Regions from separate parts of the Homo sapiens genome. Here region 2 is linked to region 1. The links are chromatin loops, found by intact Hi-C in ENCODE. Cell type or tissue: B cell. All regions are shown on one strand.

What was found. A loop is a pair of places that touch in the nucleus more often than their neighbours do. Peaks named below come from ENCODE experiments on the same cell type or tissue, not always from the same donor. Only the 100,000 strongest peaks of a DNase experiment are listed, where the experiment ranks them.
Region 2: it touches region 1 in a loop (22-fold over the local background); 2 of 110 quality-filtered maps call a loop at or near these places.

The regions. Positions count from the first base shown.
Region 1 is chr22:23,716,298-23,718,797 of GRCh38, reverse strand. It overlaps the pseudogene GUSBP11. Among named protein-coding and RNA genes, the nearest start is that of RGL4, 27 kb to the right of the region's middle. RefSeq lists enhancers at 605-1,244, 1,295-1,454, 1,245-1,884. In B cell, no CTCF peak of the experiment used is centred here; a DNase peak (open chromatin) is centred at 1,457; H3K4me3 peaks cover 1,366 bases; H3K27ac peaks cover 954 bases.
Region 2 is chr22:23,892,988-23,895,487 of GRCh38, reverse strand. It overlaps MIF (macrophage migration inhibitory factor), which reads right to left and starts at 1,105. Exons shown (of 3, transcript NM_002415.2): 1 at 906-1,105; 2 at 544-716; 3 at 265-448. The coding sequence starts at 1,013. The coding sequence ends at 382. MIF-AS1 (MIF antisense RNA 1) reads left to right here. Exons shown (of 3, transcript NR_038911.1): 3 at 1-1,778. RefSeq lists enhancers at 1-622, 623-1,430. In B cell, CTCF peaks have their summits at 1,148 and 1,349 (motif pointing right); DNase peaks (open chromatin) are centred at 547 and 1,167; H3K4me3 peaks cover 1,971 bases; H3K27ac peaks cover 2,006 bases.

The sequences.
Region 1 (2,500 bases):
GAGTGCAGTAGCTCAATCTCGTTCACTGCAACCTCCACCTCCCAGGTTCAAAAGATTCTCCTGCCTCAGCCTCCTGAGTAGCTGGGATTACAGGCGCTCACCATCACACCCAGCTAATTTTTGTATTTTTAGTACAGACATGTTTTTACCATGTTGGCCAGGCGGATCTTGAACTCCTGAGCTCAGGTGATCCACCTGGCTCAGCCTCCCAAAGTGCTGGGATTACAGGCATGAACCACCATGCCCGGCCCCGGCCTGCTTTTTAATAAACTTTTACTCCTACTCTGCAACTTGCCTCTGTCTGGTTTCTGCCTTATGACCCTCGGTCAAATTCTTTCTTCTGAGGCGGCAAGAATTGAGGTTGCTACAGATGTGTATGGATTCACCACTGGGAAGTTGGATACCTTCCACCGGTAACTGGTCGAGGATGTTAGGTGAAAATGTTATGGAAGCTGCATGGTTTTTACAAATCATGTAGTGGTTCTCATGTCCAGCCATAGCCACTGCACCTGTGTGAAAGTCCCCTCAATAAACCTTTGTCTTTTTTACTGTCTCCAGATCTCTTCCTCTACCCTTCCACACGGTGCCTTCCCTACTGGAGTAAAGTGGGGTCCCGCAGGGCACCCTCTCTGTGCAATGTTTTTTTTTTTTTTTTTTTTGAGATAGATTCTTGTTGTGTTGCCCAGGCTGGAGTGCAGTGGTGTAACCTCGGCTCATTGCAACCTTCGTCTCCTGGGTTCAAGCGATTCTCCAGCCTCAGCCTCCCAAGTAGCTGGGATCACAGGTGCCTGCTACCATGCCTGGCTTTTTTTTTTTTTTTTTTTTTTTTTTTTTAGTATTTTTAGTAGAGATGGGGTTTTGCCATGTTGGCCAGGCTGGTCTCGAACTCCTGGCCTCAAATGATCTGCCCACCTCAGCCTCCCAAAGTGCTGGGATTACAGGCGTGAGCCACTGCACTTGGCCTCTCTCCCTGCATCTTCATGTGTCTTCAACGCCAAGAGGGAGCTTCTGGCCCCTCGGTTAGGGTCGAGGTCCCAGAGGCCCAGGGTCAGGGCTACCGCCGCCTCCCAAGGACGTGCATGCCTGCAAGAGGCTGCATCCAGCAGTCATGGAAGAGGCTCCACTGGGGCCTGCTCTAGTTCCTGCTGGGGAAAGCAAGTGGAGGTGCCCCTTGAAGAAACGGGGATCCCACCAATCTCAGGGGTTCTGTCCTGGCCTGTGGCCCTGGATCATCCAGCACAGAGCAGACGACGATGGGGAGCAGACGACGCCCTTCTTGGTTGGGGCTGAGGGTGGGGGTCCCGCTTCCCTAAAGGCCTAGCCCAGGGTTCCAGCCACAGGCGCCGCCCCGCCCCTCCAGGCCTGGCAATCGCCCTCAACAAAGATGGCGCGGACGACCTAAGTCGCGTCACGCTACCGGCGCGTCACGCGACCTTGCCGCAATGCTCCTCCCGCGCAGCTCTTATCCCCGTAGACTGCGGCCGAGACGGGGAGGGGGAAGCCTCGCCTGGGGGGCGGCAGTGGCCTGGGCGGCTCTCCGGCTGCTGTTGTATGGCTGCACGTTGGCGCTACCGGACGGGATGCTGTATCCCCGAGAGAGCCCGTCGTGGCAGCGCAAGCAGCTGGACGGCCTCTGAAGCTTCCGCGCCGACTTCTCCGACAACCGACGCCGGGGCTTCGAGGAGCAGAGGTACCGGCGACCGCTGTCGGAGGCGCGGACTCGGGGCAGGGCCAGGAGTCGCCCGGAAGCCCGGCGGTGGGAATGGGGTAAGCCCCGGCGCCCTGCAGCCTCCTTCACCGTAGTGCCCCGGAGCTGGGGGCCCGGAGGAGGTTAAAGGTCAACGGGCTTGGGGGCGCGGGATTGGAGAACGGGAGTACCTGGGGGACCCGCGAGGGCCGGAGCGGTGGAGGCGGGAGGAGGAAGAAGCGCTCCTGTCGAGTCCCGTTCCTAGGCGAAGGCTGAGCCCGGGCAGTGTCCTTCTTTCTAATGTTTAATTTTAATTTTTGAAATGCTTTTGAGACCGGGTTTGGCCCTGCTGCCCAGGTGGGAGCGGAGTGGTGCAATCCTAACTTCTGAGCTCAAGCGATTCTCCCGCCCCAGCCTTGCAAGTTACCTGGGACCACCATGCCTGGCTAATTTAAACAAACAAACAAACAAACTTGGTCGGGCTCGTGGCTCACGTCTGTAATCCCAACACTTTGGGAGGCCGAGGCAGGCCGATCACCTGAGGCCAAGAATTCAAGACCAGCCTGGCCAACGTGGTGAAACCCCATCTCTACTAAAAATACAAAAATTAGCCAGGCGTGGTGGTGAGCACCTGTAATCCCAGCTACTTGGGAGGCTGAGGCAGGAGAATTGCTTGAACCAGGGAGGCGGAGGTTGCAGTGAGCCGAGAACACGCCGCTGCTCTCCAGCCTGTGAGACAGAGTGAGACTCCGTCTTAAAAACAAAATCAATTTTTTTTGTTTTTTTTGTTCGTATTTTTAAGATATAGGTCTC
Region 2 (2,500 bases), 180 kb before region 1:
GCGCCTTAGATCCCGAGTCTGCAGCCCAGGGCAGAGTGCCAACTTCTCCTCATCCCTTCGTACGCCATAGAATGGAAAGACACTGGGGCTCCTCTGTTAGGAGCGTAGGAGGGACAGGCTGGACAAAAGGGCTCCCGAACAGCAGGTTCGGAGGAGAGCAACCCGGCCCTGACCCCCGCCCCCAACACCGTTCCCGACCTCGCTCCCCAATATCCCGGCTCTGCACCAATTCCTCCCGCAAGCCAAGGAACCCCGAGGCACTCCTAGTCTCTAAACCGTTTATTTCTCCCCACCAGAAGGTTGGGGTGGGCGGGCCTAGAACACAGCGTGCGGCGGGTTCCCGGGTGGAGCCAGCGCAGACAGCGTGGGTCCCTGCGGCTCTTAGGCGAAGGTGGAGTTGTTCCAGCCCACATTGGCCGCGTTCATGTCGTAATAGTTGATGTAGACCCTGCGGGGGGAGGAGGCCGGACTCAGCGGGTGGCTCAGTCCCGGGCCTGGCCGCGCGCCGCCGCCCCTCCCCCGCCCCTCCGCGACTCCGCGTACCTGTCCGGGCTGATGCGCAGGCGCTCGGCCAGCAGGCCGCACAGCAGCTTGCTGTAGGAGCGGTTCTGCGCGCCGCCGATCTTGCCGATGCTGTGCAGGCTGCAGAGCGCGCACGGCTCGCTGGAGCCGCCGAAGGCCATGAGCTGGTCCGGGACCACGTGCACCGCGATGTACTGCGAGGAAAGGGCGCGGTCAGCCCGCCCCAGCGACCTCGTCGGGCCCCGAACGTCCACTTCGGGCCCGAGCCACCGTCCTCCCCCCGCCCCGCCCCCCAGCTCCGTTCAGGAGTCGCCTCCCCAGCTCCCAGCGCGGAACCCCTCGTCCGGTGGGCACCCCCCTCTTCCTGTCCCCTCCCGGCAAACCTGGGGGGGCTTGCCGGTGGCCTGCGCCAGCTGCTGGGTGAGCTCGGAGAGGAACCCGTCCGGCACGGAGGCGCGGGGCACGTTGGTGTTTACGATGAACATCGGCATGATGGCAGAAGGACCAGGAGACCCGCGCAGAGGCACAGACGCACGCGCCGCGGCCGCCGCTGAGCTACGTGCCTGACTTCTCGGACACCACTGTGGTCCCGCCTTTTGTGACGCCACCGCCGGCGCCAGGCCCCGCCCCCGCGAGGCTGCGGCTCCGCCCCGAGTGGGGAAGTCACCGCCTGCCTCGGCTCGACCCCCGCAGGGCAGGACCCTGGGCGACTCCGCCCGTTCCTCCAGCAACCGCCGCTAAGCCCGGCGCACCGCTCCAACCTGTTCTCCACTTGGCGGCTAGAAATCGGCCTGTTCCGGCCTCGCCTCGGGTCTTTCTTAGTCCTTTCACTAAGTCACCGATGTTAGTCGCCAGGAGGCGCTGTGCCGGGGGTGGGGATGCGGCGGTGAACCCGGAAGATGGCCCCTTACCCTTCCAGAGATGAAGCCCAGTTCATTCCACTGCACGCACTGAGCCCCTGTACCTCCTGTCTTTGGGCCACATGTCCTCAAGGGCTCCAGTCCCGCATGCGTGAGCTTGTGTGTTTGAGATGGGGCGGGGTAGTCATCGCGGCAGGTGAGAGGGGAGCTGCCCCTGCGAATCACCATCCAGGGAACTTCCCTGAACCCCTGCTCTTTAAAGAGGATAGGATGCTGGGAGGCACCGAAGGGAAGGAGGCGAGGTCCAGAGCAGGTTCAGTGGTTCAAACGTGCTCAGCTCCCCTTCTCTGGGCCTCTGGGCAACTTCAGCTCCTCAGGGAAGCCACACCCTAGTCAGGTCCACCGTGTATGGCCTCTCATAGAGCCCTTGGTGAATTTCTTAAATGTCTTTTCCACTAATGGTAAACTCGGGGACCATCTAGCAGGTGCCAGGCATACAAGAGACATTGACTAATACTGCTGAATGAATGAATGAATGAATGGGTGAAAGAAGATAAGCCATGACATAGCAGGAAGAGGACAAGGCAGCAACTGGATCACAGGCCAGGTCCTCAGAGATTTCCAGGGAGGTCCTGTCCTTGGTCTCTGATAGGTGCAATCCATATACCAGTCTCAGTGAAGGCCATGTGATATAGGAAGGACACCCATGCCTGTGGGACCCTCGTGGCACCAGCCAGCCTCCAGCTGGGAGGCCCCATGGCCCATTTATACAAATAGCCTATGGGTATTGGTTCCTGCAGCTGGGCCCCAGACTCTTTCCCTCCTGGTGTCACACCTTCTCTTACCTGTGCCCAGGGCTCCCTAACTGATGGCACTCCATACCATGTCTCCAGCCAGGGGCACTCCCCTAAGTCCCAGGCGCTGACAGCAGCTGACTGAGTGTCCACTGCTCTGTAAAGTCCAAATGTATGACTTGTCCTCCTACACCTCATCACCTGCCAGTAAAATATGCTTCCTTTCACTATCCCTTTATTCCCACTTCTCTCCATTCCCTGAACTACCGCCTAGTCTACACTACCTGCATCCCCTTTGGCCTGGACCACTGTGACTTCCCTATG